Regions from separate parts of the Mus musculus genome. Here region 1 is linked to region 2. The links are chromatin loops, found by intact Hi-C in ENCODE. Cell type or tissue: heart. All regions are shown on one strand.

Evidence for each region. A loop is a pair of places that touch in the nucleus more often than their neighbours do. Peaks named below come from ENCODE experiments on the same cell type or tissue, not always from the same donor. Only the 100,000 strongest peaks of a DNase experiment are listed, where the experiment ranks them.
Region 1: a loop joins it to region 2, with 2.4 times the contacts of the local background. A loop is called at or near these places in 13 of 42 quality-filtered maps.

The regions. Positions count from the first base shown.
Region 1 is chr10:80,794,251-80,802,250 of GRCm38, reverse strand. Dot1l (DOT1-like, histone H3 methyltransferase (S. cerevisiae)) reads right to left here. Exons shown (of 28, transcript NM_199322.2): 28 at 6,790-8,000. It overlaps Plekhj1 (pleckstrin homology domain containing, family J member 1), which reads left to right and starts at 3,625. Exons shown (of 6, transcript NM_023900.2): 1 at 3,625-4,170; 2 at 4,274-4,341; 3 at 4,412-4,478; 4 at 5,429-5,519; 5 at 5,597-5,660; 6 at 5,729-6,152. The coding sequence starts at 4,077. The coding sequence ends at 5,839. Sf3a2 (splicing factor 3a, subunit 2) reads right to left here and starts at 3,516. Exons shown (of 9, transcript NM_013651.4): 1 at 3,446-3,516; 2 at 893-1,055; 3 at 724-795. The coding sequence starts at 1,018. In heart, a CTCF peak has its summit at 4,056; DNase peaks (open chromatin) are centred at 3,660, 3,890, 5,570 and 7,170; H3K4me3 peaks cover 3,906 bases; H3K27ac peaks cover 2,649 bases.
Region 2 is chr10:80,743,448-80,751,447 of GRCm38, reverse strand. No RefSeq gene overlaps it. Among named protein-coding and RNA genes, the nearest start is that of Ap3d1, 5.2 kb to the right of the region's middle. In heart, CTCF peaks have their summits at 210 (motif pointing left) and 3,853 (motif pointing left); DNase peaks (open chromatin) are centred at 1,683, 3,817 and 6,967; H3K4me3 peaks cover 239 bases; H3K27ac peaks cover 229 bases.

The DNA of each region.
Region 1 (8,000 bases), 51 kb before region 2:
AGACCTGTGACTAGCCTCTGCACCCATCCCTCCCCAGAAATTCCTCTGCAGTTTAGAGCAGCATTCACTGCAAAAGTCTGTAGTGCTGAGTCCACCAGTGGGAATAGGCAGCTGTCCGGAGGAGCTTCCAACAGAGGCCTGGAACCTAGAACACTGCTCATCACCACCCCACTGTCAACCCGGCCAGACCTGTTCCATCCATGCCTGATCAGTCTGGTCCTCCAGCAAGAGGGGTGGGAAAGGAGGGGTGGGAACTCCCAGTGTCCTTGCCCCTCCAGAAAAAGGGACAATAGCCACACCCCCTCCCTTTAGCCCCAAAATGCAGAAGTGACTCTGCTGATGGCTGGTATCCATTACTATTTGTAAGGTCATTCCCAGAGCACACAGTCAAAGCAAAAGGATAAAGGATAGCTGGTGTCCAGCCAACCTGTGCGGTTATGTTAGAGGACAGCCTGGGACACAGGCAGGAGCATCAGGAGTACACGGGGCCAGCCAGCCCTCCACAGTGAGACCCTGCCTCAAGGGCTGACCTAGATAAAGCTCACTGCTTACCTGGCATGCTAAGCCCTAGGCTGAGCTCTGATCCCCAGAATTGAGAAAAAAAAGAAGTCAATGAGACCAGACCAATACTGAGTGAGTGGGCTGGCTCTGGGTGGCAGGTCCAAGGCCTACCAATGTCACCTCACTCGAGTATAACAGTGGAGAAAAAGCAGGGGCAGATACCTCATTGTTATGCAGAGTCAGGCAGAGTTTGCACTCATAGGATCCCAAGTGGTTCTTCATAAAATACGGGTCCTGGGAGTGAATAAATGTACCGTTAGACTGCATGAACCAAGGACTGAGGCATGTGAGAGCTCTGTGGATGTGGGAACTGGCACCCCCTCCCCCCGACCTTGTTGATGTCAATGGTTTCCAGGGCCAATTGGCGCAGACGCTCTCTCCGATCCCGGTTGCTCTCAGAGGAGGAGGCTACGCCCCCACTCCCAGTCTTGCCTCCAGGTCTGTGCTGAAAGTCCATGATGCAGGCCTGGGTGCTTCAGGGGACAGGAAGAAACCTGGGGGAGTAAGGACAGCTAAGGCTCAGAACACTGTACATGATGCTAGGACGAGGTAGCCCAGCAGGCAGGTCATTCCCTTCGCTGAACTCCTGATCCTCCTAAGAGCTGTGACCACAGTTGAGCCACCTCTCCCCGGTGTTGTTGTTAATTTTTCTCATTATTATTATTATTATTAAGAGAGGATTCTCTATGTAGTCATGGTTACTCTCTACATAGATCAGGCTGGCCTGTGTGCCTGCCTTTGCAGGCATTAAAGGACACGCCCTCCTCCACCTGACACATGGCATATGGAGTGCTTGGTACCAAGGGTCCCATCTTTGAGGCTCAACCAAAGCCTATAGGCAGTGTCATCTGATGACAGAACACTTTAGACTACTCAGTGTCAGCCCCAGCCCTTGGTTTAAACCTATAGGTAAATTCAGAGACAGTACTCAGGAAACAAGTGGAGGCAGTCCTTGTTAATATTGCTGGAGCCTCCTGCAAATTTGACTTAAGAACCTTGAGGGCCAGGTACCTAGTTACCTCAGTGTCACCACAGAGTGTGTCTGGGACAGACAGGACACTGATACCACTGGCTGTCAAAGAGAAAGAGGCTAGAATGCAAAGGATACAAGATGCTCTAGATGCCGAGAGAATGGCTGAAAGATGTATATGGAAGTGGTGGGGCAGAACCAGCTTGTCGGATGTTTCATACTCAGCCACTTAAGGACTGAAAAGAGCATTGTCTACATCTTTGAAAGCTACTAAGAGACACATTCCCAGAGATGAAGTTGGCCAGATGCAAGAGCAGAGTCTAAGGGTGGCAGCATGGGCTTCTCAGAGCAAGAGGGCACCCGCAACAGCAGGATGGAAAACCACTTCAACCGCTGGCAAAGACAACTTTCAAGAACATAGGACTCTATACCTGGCCTCTGCAGGGAGCCTGGGTATCCAGCCACAGATGTGAGGGTGCACCTCAAGGGTGGAACACTTGTCCATCATGCATAAGGTCCCCTAGGGGTACATGTTTGAGGTTGAATGTGTATGGGTACCCACTGCAAAAATGCAGTTAGTTCATGAGCTTTGGAGGGAAAACAAACACTAGGACAAAACTGGCCTGGGCAGGCTGGAGAAGTGGCTCAGCGGTTAAGAGCACTGACTGCTCCTCCAGAGGTCCTGAGTTCAAATCCCAGCAATGATGTGGTGGTTCACAAACATCTGTAATGGAACCCGATGCCCTCTTCTGGTGTGTATCTAAAGACAGCTACAGTGTACTCATTATAAATAAATAAATCTTAGAAAAGCAAAACAAAACTGGGGCCTGGGTGAGCACACTGCTTGCTCTGTGGATGGGGCACCAAGCTCTGCAAACGCCCACCAACAGTTCCCAACCCCAGGAAACACAGAAAACGTAGGGCGTGGTGGTGTACACTTCTCATCCCATTTCTTTATCCAAGGTAGGAAGATGGTTAGGTTAGTGTTAGAGACCAAACCGGGCTGTGCAGTGAGATCCTATCTCAGATAAAAGAAAAAAGGGTGGCGGTAGGCTCCAGGGACTCTGATATCCCTTTCTGGACCCTATGGGTACCCCACTCACACACAAAGCTCCACACAGACACATTAAAACAAAATCTTTAAAAACGCGGGGAAGGGCATTTATCTGCTTGCTGACTACTGCTGCAACACGACCACCACGGCAGACCGCACCTTCATACCATCAGCCAAAATAAACCCTCGATTCCTTAAAACCAATCAAAACAGCCAAGTGTGGTGGCTCATGCTGTAAGTCCCACTATGCGAGAGAAGGCAGAGGCATGGCAATGTCTGTGAACTGGAAATCGGCCAAGTTTCCACACCGAGTTGCAGGTCAGCCCCAGTTAAGCAGTGAGACCCTGTCTGAAATAAATGAAAAGTTGTGCCGATGACTGGAGGGGCTCACACGTGAAACTTGGGACAGGAGGCCAGGACGCAGGGACGGGAGATGCGCAACCTCACGGACTACCGTAAGATTACCGATGAACGATCAATAAGGACAGAGACGTGGTATATGTTAAGGTAATGGTCTGGGAGGAGGCCTGGTCCCAGGACAAATCCCTTTTATGTGCAGATACCGTTATCTTTCAATCCCAGCAAGGGACCTGCTCCGGTGGACAGGAGCAGTGGTCGCCAGGGCCCCGATTAACGAAGGTGGAAACGGAAACAACCAAGGAGGTCAAAATACACGCCGAGACGCCACTCGGACACCCCGAACCACCCTGGAGGCCACAGAAGCGCCACCCAAGCCAGCAATCACGCGGCGACCCAACGGGCCTCGCGAGAGCGCGCTCTCCCGGCGGGCGCGCGCCGATCCTGAGGCAAGAGGGCGGCCGCTGCCTCTCCCCGTCCCGCCCCCGGGCTTTCGCTCCCACCTTCAAGCCTCCCCGACGGAGCAGCCGCCACCGACAAACTGTGCAGCTCCTCACCAACGCTAAGGCCTCGCTATCCGGGTTTAATCTCCGCCAAGGCCGCGGTTTCGCCGCGCGCGTGCGCACGACCGACGAAGCGATCCCTTCCGGGAGCAAAGGCGTCGGCGTTTCGTGTGTGCGCAGGCCCAGCGGATGGACTTCCGTCTTCGGTAGGCGGGAGAGAAAGGAGCGTCGGGGCGCAGAGTGCGCGTGCTCACTGCAGCGACCGCACAGTTTCGCTCCGCCCTAAGTCTAGCGGCGCCGGCTATCGTGACAAGAGGAAAGCGTTAGGGTTCACCGGCCCAGGAAGGCGCTTCGCTCATCGTGGAGTGCTCTGAGTCTAACTTACACCTCACGCTTAGTATGTCTGGCGGTTATTTAAGGACGGGCCATCTCCTTCCCGTCTGACTCTGTTCAACCGCGCAGACCCATAAATTAGGGCCGCGCAACCAGCCCAACAACGCGCAGGCGCAGTAACCGGGTTGGGACTTCCGAGATCGCTCTCTGAGACTTTTGTGGCGCTGGCTGCGGCTTCGGGGAGGACGGCGGCCGAGAGGCAGGGCGCGTGTTGGTTCGCGCGGATCCGTGCGGCGGGATGCGGTACAACGAGAAAGAGTTGCAGGCGCTGTCCCGACAGCCGGCAGAGATGGCGGCCGAGCTGGGCATGCGGGGCCCCAAGAAGGGCAGCGGTGAGCCAGTCGGGGCTGCGGCTGGGGCACTTGGGCGGGCCGGCGCGGTTCCTGGGTGGGCGAATGAGAACAGTTCCGCGCTGACACCGCCCTGTGCCTACAGTGGCCAAGCGGCGACTGGTGAAGCTGGTGGTCAACTTCCTCTTTTACTTCCGCCCGGACGAGGCCGAGGTAGGGGCGTGGGGGGCGCGGGGGACCCGCGCGGCCCGGAGGCCGGCGCTCATGGCCGTGTCTCGCGCAGCCCCTCGGAGCCCTGTTGCTGGAGCGCTGCAGAGTGGCCCAGGAAGAACCGGGCGGCTTCTCCATCAGTAAGTTTCCATCCCGGACTCTGCTCCGCACACCCGATCCTTTTTACTCCCTTAGGAGCCTACGTTTGTCCTGGATCCCGCGTCCGCTGGTGGCCCAGGACTGGCCCAGCTATCACTCAGAGTGCCCACTGGGTCTGGTTCTCGCTTAGTTTCTTCTCCGACCCCTCTGCCCGTTCCCAACTGAGAGAGGTGCAGTCTGCGAACGTGGGGTGTATAGCAGGAACAGTCTCTGCCGCCCTCTCTGCCACGGGTAGGGTACGGGCAGGCTTTAAGGCCTGTCTCAGCCTTCTTCCCTAACGAGAACTTTACAGTATCTTGTAGAGATTTGGGCATCATGTCTACCTATATTATCCAGTGGGGTTCTTTATCTGTACCCCTCTTTTCTCCTTCTTGCACGAGTGCACACGTGTTTTGGGGTGTGAGTATGCCAGTAAGGCCAGAGGGAAACTTGAGTAGTTGGTTCTCATCTTCCACTATGTAGGTCTCCAGCATAAAACGCTGGTCATTGGGCTTGGCAGTAGGGTCCCACCTGGGGCTTACTTTTAAGTTATACTGACTGGCCAGCAAGCCCTACGAACCCTTCTGTCTCTTTCATGAGTCTTTCTTGAACACTGACATTACAGGTGTATTCGTTCTGCTCTCCGACACGGATGCTGGGGCTTCATCACCCATGTTCTATTGCCATTCAGTTTAGGGTCTAACCTAATGACCTTCTATTAGCCACTTCCATTCCCAATAACCCAACTTCCCAGTGAGTCCCCTATTTGTGGGTTCAGGGGTCAGGATTCTGGAGGACAAAGCCAGCATGAGACAGGCAGAAGATGACTTGGTGTTAGAATAAGAGGTGTAGTTTGAAATCCTGGTGAGAGGAAGCTGGGACTTGTGGCCAACAGGATGTAGACCAACTGGACACTGACCAGAGGTGGCTCTTATCCTTTATCCCTTTCCAGGCTTCGTCGAAGACCTCAGCAGGAAATATCACTTTGAATGCTGTAGCCAAGAGCAGTGTCAGGACTGGATGGAAGCTCTGCAGCGGGCCAGGTGGGGCTTTAGGGACTGATGGGAGCTGGGTGGAAACATGGGGGAATGTGAACAGTGAGCCCAATCCTTTCCTCCAGCTACGAATACATGCGACAGAGCCTCATCTTCTACAGGAATGAGATCAGGAAGATGACTGGCAAGGTATGTGGGGCGGTCAGGGATGGGACAGCTTTCCCTGGCCTTGCTCACAGCCACCGTGCCCTCCACAGGACCCCCTGGAGCAGTTTGGCATCTCCGAGGAGGCCAGGTTCCAGCTGAATAGCCTGCCTAAGGATGGGCGGACTACTTGTATTGGCTCCCAGTTAAATGTGTTGGACTGACCCTCTCTGGGCCCCTGGCTACCCTGGGAAGTTTTTTTTTTTTTAATATAGGTTTTAATACATCTGTTCAAAAGGTCCAGAGGAGGTGGGCAGGGTCTGTGGTCCTCGTTCTCCATGCCATCTCCCTGCCAGCACCCCTTGAGTGTCCACATCCAGGGACCGAGCCTGGCACAGCTCCCCTATCCATTGCCAGATGAATGTATAATGCTAGATGAAGCTGTGAACCCCCCCCCCCCCTCCTGCTGATAGAGCAGGGCATGGGTGCTGGCCTCAGTGCTCAGCCTGCTCTTTAATAAAGGTACCTCTTTTCTGAGCCATGTCGGAATGAGTGGAGAAGAGGAGGGTGGGACACAGGCTGTGGGCACTTGGGAGGCAGGGGGAAGAGGAGGGTGGGACACAGGCAGTTCCAGAGCATCTGGGACAGAGAACAAAACAGGCAAGCTGGGCTGGTGGCACACACAGTATAGGTGTAGGCAGGACTTGGGGGGACAAGCCTCTGGCTCGCAGTGTGCCTGAACCCTGGTTGGACACCCTCACTGTGGAGATGTGGATCCATCCTTGGGTTTTGGGGAGTGGTACTCATATAAGTGGGAGTTGTAGGTAACCCTGATGGGGAAAGGTGTGTTCTGCCCAAGTTGTAAGGGACACCTAAATCCTGGCTTTCTAAACAGGCTGTGTGCACTTGGGAGGCAGCGGGAAGAGGAGGGTAGGACACAGGCAGTTCCAGAGCATCTGGGACAGAGAACAAAACAGGCAAGCTTTGACACAGCTTTGTGTCAAGGGGCTTTGACTCAGTCAGGATTGGATTCTTAAGTGAGACTGGGTCCTCCCAAAGCGGGAATCCTTCAGAGTCACTGTCAGCCTCACAAGAGACAGATAGGCACTCTGCTCTTCCAGTCCAGGTTGGACAGCAATAAACAGGCAAAGAAAAACTGGCACTGAGAACTGGCTCAAGTGAAAACGGCTTTATTTATTATACTGTGTCTAAAGGCAGCAACAATGTGTGAGATGCCTTGGGGGAACCAAGGGAAGAGAACAATGCACCCTTTAAGTACAGAGGTCATCACAAGACAGAGCGATGCTGCATCAAGTTACAAACAAACAGGCCAGGCTGTCAAAAAAGCTGTGTAGGTTGAGGGTGGGAACTGGGAGGTGTGTCCCGTCTGGGCTAGTGTGGGAGTGGTGGTCCCAGTCTGTAGGGCTTTCTATCAGTTCCTGAGCTCAAAGCCCTGCAGCAACCTTGGATTGGAGTGGCAAGGATGACTGAGGCAGCCTTACCCTGTACTAGGCCCATCAGTCACAGGGTACCTGGGGCCACTATGCACCATGGTCAGTTTACTGTGGGTTCCTGTTTCTTATGGGCTCAGGAAAGGACTTGCAGTTGTACCCAGAGCACCTGTGGCCCACTGGGCCATGAACATGCTGTGTCTGTCCCCTAACACTCAAGTAAGGTGGAGGCAATGGCTGCTGGAGCAGCAGCTGCCAGGATGGCGTGCGGGCGGTGTGTACAGTGTTCACTCGGGGTTTTGTTCCAGGCCTGGGATTTGCTAGCTTTTGTTTCGGCTATCCTGCTCTGCAGCACCTTAGTTAGCTGTGGTGCACAGGAACAGGCCTGCCGAACATGAGCACCATCGCGGGGTGGGAAGGGAGTGGGAGACACCAGCACCGTCTTCACAACTACTTTGGGAAGTAGGTGGGGGTGGGGGTGGGGCAACATGGCCTCTCCCCTCAGCCCACCAACCCACGACTGGAAGTGAGCAACATTGAGGGCAGTCAGGACCATCTCAGAAAAATCAAGTCAGCCCTGACCTCTGTGGTCACTCCCAGTGCACCTATCCCCAGGACCAGGAAGCAACTCCTAGACATAGGCAGGCGATGCCCATAGTGACCAGAGGCCCTGGGCAGCCCAGCACATCTGGGCCACACTCCTGCAGGGTCCCTGGCCAGTGCCATTTTTTTTTTTTTCGTTTTTGTGCATTTGAATAAATAAAAGTATTTTTCCTCCTCACTTTTCTTTCCTTTTCTTTAAAGTTCACTGTGCATTATACAATCTAAAAATAAATGCAGTCAAGTCTATGAAATTTATAAATCTCCATCAAATCTCTATAAAATACTGTCACTGATCATGTGACTCTCTTATACACAGATGCCAGGGGACCCA
Region 2 (8,000 bases):
TGAGCTGCATCGCCGGAACAACTCTCATAAACGGGGTGTGGTGAACTAGCCTCTCACCCACCACTGCACTGGGAGGTGGAGGCAGAGCAGTTAAGAGATGACTGAGAAGATCTATAAAGAGCACTTGCTGCTCTTCCAGAGTTGCTGAGTTCAATTCCCAGCAACCACATAGTGGCTCACAACCATCAACAAGGGTATCTGCTGCCCTCTTCTGTCGTGCAGGAGATAGAACACTCATATATATAATACATCTTTTTTCTTTTCTTTTCTTTTCTTTTCTTTTCTTTTCTTTTCTTTTCTTTTCTCTTCTCTTCTCTTCTCTTCTCTTCTCTTCTCTCCTCTTCTCTTCTCTTCTTTTCTTTCTTTCTTTTTTTTAAAAGAGGGACCTCATGTCCATGTCTAAGGTGGAGAGAGATGGAGATGCAGGACTTCAAGCTCAGACCTCCATACACATTGGACACATATACTTTCATAAACAAAGAAAAGGGCCAGAGGAATGGCTCAGTTGGTGAGGAGTTTGCCTTCAAAGACAAGAATCCTATTTTAGTTCTGGTGCCCACACACAAGTGTCAGGCCTAGGGTGGTGGCATGCCCTGGTGCCAGCCCTGGGGTGGTGGCCCCTGGAATTCAGGAACTGGAAAAGCACAGACAGGAGCCAGCCTAGTCTAATTAATGAGTTCCAGGCTAGGAGAAACTGGCTCAAAAGGAGTAGGCAGCAGTCCTGAAGAACACAGCCGAGGCTATCCTCTGGGGATCACAGCCTAGGCTATCCTCTGACTTCCATGCCCTACCCACCCATATATACACCTGCAGGCACACACAAACACAGACATACAGAGTAAATAAACTGTTTAAAGAACAGAAAATAGGCCAGGAGTGATGGCACACGCCTTTAATCCCAGCACTCTGGAGACAGGCAGGCTGATCTCTGTGAGTTCAAGGTCAGCCTAGTCTACAGAGCAAGCTCCAAGATTACCAGGGCTACACAGAGACTCTGTCTTGAAAAAAAAGTGTGTGTGTGTGTGTGTGTGTGTGTGTGTAGATGGCTCAGAAGTTAAGAGCACTGACTGCTCTTCCAGAGGTCCTCAGTTCAATTCCCAGAAACCACATGGTGGCTCACAACCATCTGTAATGGGATCTGATGCCCTCTTCTGGGGTGTCTGAAGACAGCTATAGTGTACTCACATATATAAAGTAAATAATTCTTTAAAAAACAAAACAAAATAAACAAACAAAAAACTAATGCCGGGCAGTGGTGGCACACACCTTTAATCCCAGCACTTGGGAAGCAGAGGCAGGCAGATTTCTGAGTTCAAAGCCAGCCTGGTCTACAGAGTGAGTTCCAGGACAGCCAGGGCTACACGGAGAAACCCTGTCTTGAGAAACAACAACAACAACAACAACAACAACAACAACAACAACAAAAACCCCAAAACAAAGAGCAAAACAAACAAACAAATAAACATACTAAAAATCCACCCTGAAATACCCTGAGCAAAGGTGCTGGGAGTGGAAGCAATATTTCATCCTGCAGGTGTAGCGCATCACCAAGAGAATTCAGGCCTGGAACCTGAAGGCAGGCAGGACCTTGGGCATAGGCAATGGAGGAGGACTGCAGAATGGCTTGCCCCCGTGGCCAGTTCACTCTACTGGACCTCGGCCAAGAAAATGGCCCAGGGATCAGTCTGGTTAGGGCCTTTACCCAGTCGATGCTCTATCTTCCAAGATGATTCTAGCTGTCTCAAGTTGATGTAACCTACTCAGAACAAAACCAACCAAGGCTACAGAGATGCTTTCGGCAGAGCTGCTGCTGGCATGCTGGAGTCTGATCAATGGCAATGCTGGCATGCTGAGACCCTGGCAATGGATAGGAGAGAACCAACTTCTGGGAAATGCCCACTGACCTCCACACGCACACAAGCAAGCATGCACACCATAAATAAATAAATAAATAAATGTAATGAAGAGTTGTTTTAAAGTATTTGTTTGCCAGGTGTGGTGGTGAACGCCTTTAATCCCAGCACTCGGGAGGCAGAGGCAGGCAGATTTCTGAGTTCGAGGCCAACTTGGTCTACAAAGTAAGTTCCAGGACAGCCAGGGCTATACTGTCCTGGAACTCACTACATAAATCAGGCTGGCCCTGAATTTACAGAGATCTGCTTCGGAGTGCTGGGATTAATGGCATGCAACACTCACTACACCTGATTTTTCTTTAATTTTTTTTTTAAATAATCAAATCCCAGAGAGCTAGGGACATGGCTCAGGTGGTAAAGTGGCCACCATGCAGGCTTGAGGGCCAGAGTTTTGATCTTCAGAACCCACAACAGGCCCAGAAATAGTGGCGCACACTTTTAATCGATCTCAGAGTTAAGGAGGCAGAGACAGGAGGATTCCTGGAATCCCTGGGGCCAGCCAGCCAGCCAAGTCTGACCCACGAGTTCAAGAGCTAGATGTGATGTGAGGAACCAGATCCAAGGTTGAACTCTGACCTTCACACATGGACACTTGTACACGTATGCACAGCAAATCTTGGGCTGTCGCTGAGAATCCTTAGGAAACAGGAATTAGCAAGTTCCTTGAGGGTGGGAGGGATGGATGCTTTCAGTGGCCAGACCAAAGGAATTTCAGCACCAAGGAGAGCTCCAGACGCTCTCTGTGGGAGGCTTCCTTCATTCTCACCCGCCCTCTTAAAGGGGCTCCTGGGCCAGGGAAACACCAGAGGACCTCAGGGGTTTTTTTTCTCCAGGGGCGAGAGGCATCAGGGACTTTTTAAATGGGAAGATGGTTACATTCAACCTGCTTTTTATTTTCTCTTTTCGATTTATTCATTTTATGTGCATGTGTGTTCTATCTGCATGTACATCTGTGTGTGTCTGGGGCCCATGGTGGTCAGAAGGACTTGGATCCCCTGGATCTGGAGTTATATATGGTTGTGAACCACCATGTGGGTACTGGGAATTGAATCTCTGTCCTCTGGAAAAGCTTCAAATGTTCGTAACTGCTGAGACATCTCTTCAGAGTGAGCCCTCCTCTAGGAATTCCTTTGTTTTTCTTGCTTTGAGACAGGGGCTCACTATGCTGCTCTGGCTGACCTGAAACTTGCTGAGTACCTCCCACCCACAGAGAAGCTCCTGTGAGGCCGTGGCTCCTGTGGCCCCTGCTAGCCAGTGTATCTCATCAGCTTGCACACCCCCTCACTCCCTCATTGCTCCTTCACAGGCTGAGCTGGTTTTGTTTGTTTTCTGCTTGAACTTGAACCCAGGACCTTGTCCATCCTGGACAAGCTTGAGTCTGAGTTTTGTCACCATTCCTGAGCCTCTCTGAACTCTTTGTTCCCATGTCTGCCTGCCTGCTTTTCTCAGAACTTTCTTCTTTCTCTAAATGTCTCCTTGATCTTTGCTCATTGCTAAAGTTGGAATACAGTAGATTATTAGTATGTTGTTGAGTGGGTGGATGGGTGGGTGGATGAGTGGGTGGTGAACGGGTGGGTGGTAGGGTGGGTGGATGGATAGATTGGGTACATAGATTTTATTTATTTATTTATTTAGTTTTTTTTGGGGGGGGGTCGAGACAGGGTTTCTTTGTGAAGCCCTGGCTATCCTGGAACTCACTTTGTAGACCAGGCTGGCCTCGAACTCAGAAACCCACCTGCCTCTGCCTCCTGAGTGCTGGGATTAAAGGCGTGTGCCACCACACCTGGCAGGGTACATAGATTTTTGATGGGGAGGTGGAAGGACTGCTTATGGATAAGTGAAGGTATTCCGTGTGATTAATAACACAGTCTTGAATCTCTGACCAGGTCCACCAGCTCAGGCTGCTGCACCTCTGTGCCTGGTAAGCACTGCCCTCTGCTGGCCACACTGAGGAATGTGCTATTTCCTGAAGTCCCAGTGCTGTGAGATTGGTCTGTTAAAAGCTCTTCTGCCTTCAAGTAACCCCAATGGCTTTGTTTGTTGTTTTGGTGTGTCAGGTAGCCCAGGCTGGCCTGAACTATTCCCCTGCCTCTTCATCGAGAACTGTTTAGAAACAGTTCTTTGGAGGCATGTCCAATCTTGTTAGAATATCAGTAGTCCAGTCCCTTATCGAAACACCAAATGTGAATCAGCAGCTGCAGCCCAGTCTTCTCGACCAGCATTACACAAGAACCAGCAAGGCCAGTTCAATCCAGAAGAAACTGTAAGGCTCCCCAACCGGCATGAGGCCACAGAAGCTGCAAGAAGCTGCAGGAACCGCATAAGAAATTCTTTGGCAGCCAGGCGTGGTGGTGCACGCCTTTAATTCCAGCACTTGGGAGGCAGAGGCAGGCAGATCTCTGAGTTCGAGGCCACCTGGTTTACAGAGTGAGTTCCAGGACAGCCAGAGCTATACAGAGAAACCCTGTCTCAAAAAACAAAAACAAAAACAAAAAACAAGGAAGAAAGAAAGAAAGAAAGAGAGAAAGAAAGAAAGAAAGAAAGAAAGAAAGAAAGAAAGAAATTAATTCTTTGGCAAGTTTCTCCTTGGTATCATCACAAGCAGGGCTCAACAACTCAATGTAAGGTGAACCAAGACATGTGTGTCATTAGCCAAGGATAGCAAGGCAGAGCAAAGCAAATCAATGCTTGAGCCCCACTGGCTGTGGGGTCATATTTATACTCCTTTATCATCCATTCTTTCATGTGTCTGCTATAGCAAAACATCCCCTCACCTGTGAGCCCCAGCAAACCATCATTTGACATAACTAACTTTCCACAGAAACCAGAAGTTTCTGCTTCCTTTGGGTGGAACCCAAGACTACTGACTGCTGGGCATACCCTCTGCATTCCACAGTGTGTCTCTATGTAGCTGAGGCTGACCTAAGTTATTATGTACCAGGCTGGCCTCAAATCCACTGAGACCCCTTGCCTCTGCCTCCCAGGGCAGATGACAGGCCCGGGTCATCATACCTGACTTAATTTAGTCTCATGTAGTTCAGGCTGGCCTTAAATTCACCTTGCAGCCCAAATAAAACCCAAGCTTCCGATCCTCCTGTCTGCATCTCTTCAGTGTGGATGGCAGGTTAACGTTTTCACCTGGCCTTTCTTATTTTGTCTGTTGTGTGTTGCAGTCTCTGATCTTCTTGCCTTGGCCTCCTGAGCCACCACACCCCCATGCTCACCTGACTGAGACACTGTCTCTTTGTTGAGCACTGTGCCCTGAAACTCAGTATGTCAATCAGGCTGGGACCTCAGTGGTCCTTTGCCTAGCTAAAATGTATAAAATACTACTTAAAATTTTTACCTTTTATTTATTTGTTTATTTATTTAATTTTCTGTGTGTAGGTGTTTTGCCGGCACGTATATCCACATCTCCGTGTTCTCCTGTTGGCTGTGGAAGCCAGAAGAGGGCTTGGATCCCCTGGAATTGCAGTCACACAGTTGTGAACCTCCACTGGGATCTGGAAATTGACTCTGGATCCTCGTGCCAAGTGCCATCAAGCACAGGGATTTTATGTGCACTATGGTGTGTAATTCCTCACGGAGGCCAGCAAAGGGAGTTTAATTTCCTGGAACTGGCGTTAATATGAGGCTGTGAGTCTACTGCTCTGGCTGGCATTGGTGATCAAACTTCACTCTTCTGCAAAAGCTGTCCTGTTTTTTTTTTTTAAAGGTTTATTTATTTATTATATGTAAGTACACTGTAGCTGTCTTCAGACATTCCAGAAGAAGGCGCCAGATCTCATTACAGATGGTTGTGAGCCACCATGTGGTTGTTGGGATTTGAACTCAGGTCCTTCAGAAGAGCAGTCAGTGCTCTTAACTGCTGAGCCATCTCTCCAGCCCCCTGTCCTGGTTCTTATAACCATTGTGGAGTTACTCCAGCCCCTATTGGTACTTATTTATTTATTTATTTATTTATTTATTTATTTATTTATTCAAGACAGGGTTTCTCTGTATAGCCCTGGCGGTCCTGGAACTCACTTTGTAGACCAGGCTGGCCTCGAACTCAGAAATCTGCCTGCCTCTGCCTCCCAAGTGCTGGGATTAAAGGCATGTACCATTACCGCCTGGCTGGTATTTACTTTTTAGATTTATTTATTATTTTATGTATGTGAGTACACTGTCCCTGTCTTCAGAAACACCAGAAGAGGGCATCAGATCCCACTACAGATGGTTGTGAGCCACCATGTGGTTGCTGGGAATTGAACTCAGGACCTCTGGAAGAGTAGATCTTAACTGCTGGGCCATCTCTCCAGCCCCTATTGATATTCATTCTTGTTATTTTTCATTTTCATGGCTGTTTAGGTGTACAGATATCTTGCCTGTGTATGTCTGTGGTGATTTGGATGAGAATGGCCCTCATATATGCCTATGTTTGAGTACCTGGCCCCTGCTTTCTGGGATTATTTGGGAAGGATTAGGAAGTGTAGCCTTGTTGGAGGAGGTCTGTCACACAGAGGAAGGGCTTTGAGGGTTCTCACAGCCTGCTGTGGTGGCGCACACCTTTAATCCCACTCAGGAGGCAGAGGCAGGTGGATCTCTGTGAATTTGAGGTCAGCGTGATCTACATAGTAAGTTCCAAGACAGCCAGGACTAAGCGACCTAGAGAGACCCTGTCTCAAAACAACAACAATGTCAACAACAACAACAACAACAAAACAAAGACTCTCACCATTCTGGTCTTTCTCTCTCTCTCTCTCTCTCTCTCTCTCTCTCTCTCTCTCTCTCTCTCTCTCCCCCCTTCTTGTTTGTAGCTCAGACATGAGCTCTCAGCTGTCCCTGTCCCTGTGCTGTGCTCTGCTTTCATGGACTCGAGCCTTCTGAAAAAACGGTTTCTTCTATAAGGTGCTTTAGTCATGGTGTTTGTCACAGAATTAAAAGCGTAATGAAGGTGATGTCCCCCGCCCCATGCATGCTTGCACCTGATGCCTGTAATGGTTTGAATGTGCTTGGCCCATGGGAAGTGGCACTGTTGGGAGGTGTGGCCCTGCTGGACTAGGCGTGACCTGGTAGGAAGTGTGTCACTCTGGGGGCGGGCTTTGAGGTCCTCTGCTCAAGCTCCACCCAGTGCAAAGAGAGCCTTTTCCTGGCTGCTTTGGGATCAAGATGTATGTAGTAAGTACTCTCAGCTCCTTCTCCAACACTGTCTGCCTGGATGCTGCCATGCTTCCCACCATGATGATAATGATCTAAACTGTAAACCAGCCCCTGTTAAATGTTGTCCTTATAAGAGTTGCCTTGGCCATGGTGTCTGTTCATAGAAATAAAAGACTAACTAAGATACTGCCTGAGGCAGCTGGCTAGGAATTCCCTGGAACTGGGTAGCATTACAGATGTTTTTGAGTGACCATGTGGGTGCTTGCAAATGAACCCAGGTTCTCTAGAAGAGCTTTAAAACTTAGTGTTCCTGCTGAATGTCCAGAAAGGGAAGTTCAGCCGGGTGTGGTGGCACATGCCTTTAATCCCAGCACTTGGGAGGCAGAGGCAGGCAGATTTCTGAGTTCGAGGCCAGCCTGGTCTACCAAGTGAGTTCCAGGACAGCCAGGGCTACACAGAGAAACCCTGACTCAAAAAACCAAAACCAACCAAACAAACAAAAGAAACAGGTAATCTATCTTCCATATTATTTTTGAAGTGCTGTTCAGCTAAACTGGCTAATTACCTATTCTCTACTCTTATACTCATAGTATAATTATTTAAACATGGGACCACATTCTTGGATCACATGATCCAGGGACTCGGACCTAACCTAAAATGAATGTCTTCTTTGATCATTAATTAGTCCCAAGCCAGGGGACTGGTGAGATGGCTCAGTGGGTAAGAGCACCCGACTGGTCTTCAGAAGGTCCGGAGTTCAAATCCCAGCAACCACATGGTGGCTCACAACCACCCATAATGAGATCTTATGCCCTCTTCTGGTACGTCTGAAGACAGCTACAGTGTACTTACATGTAATAAATAAGTAAATAAATAAATAAATAAAAGTGTTTGTGCACCAAAAAAAAAAAAATTAGTCCCAAGCCTATTTTGTCTTTCAAGTAC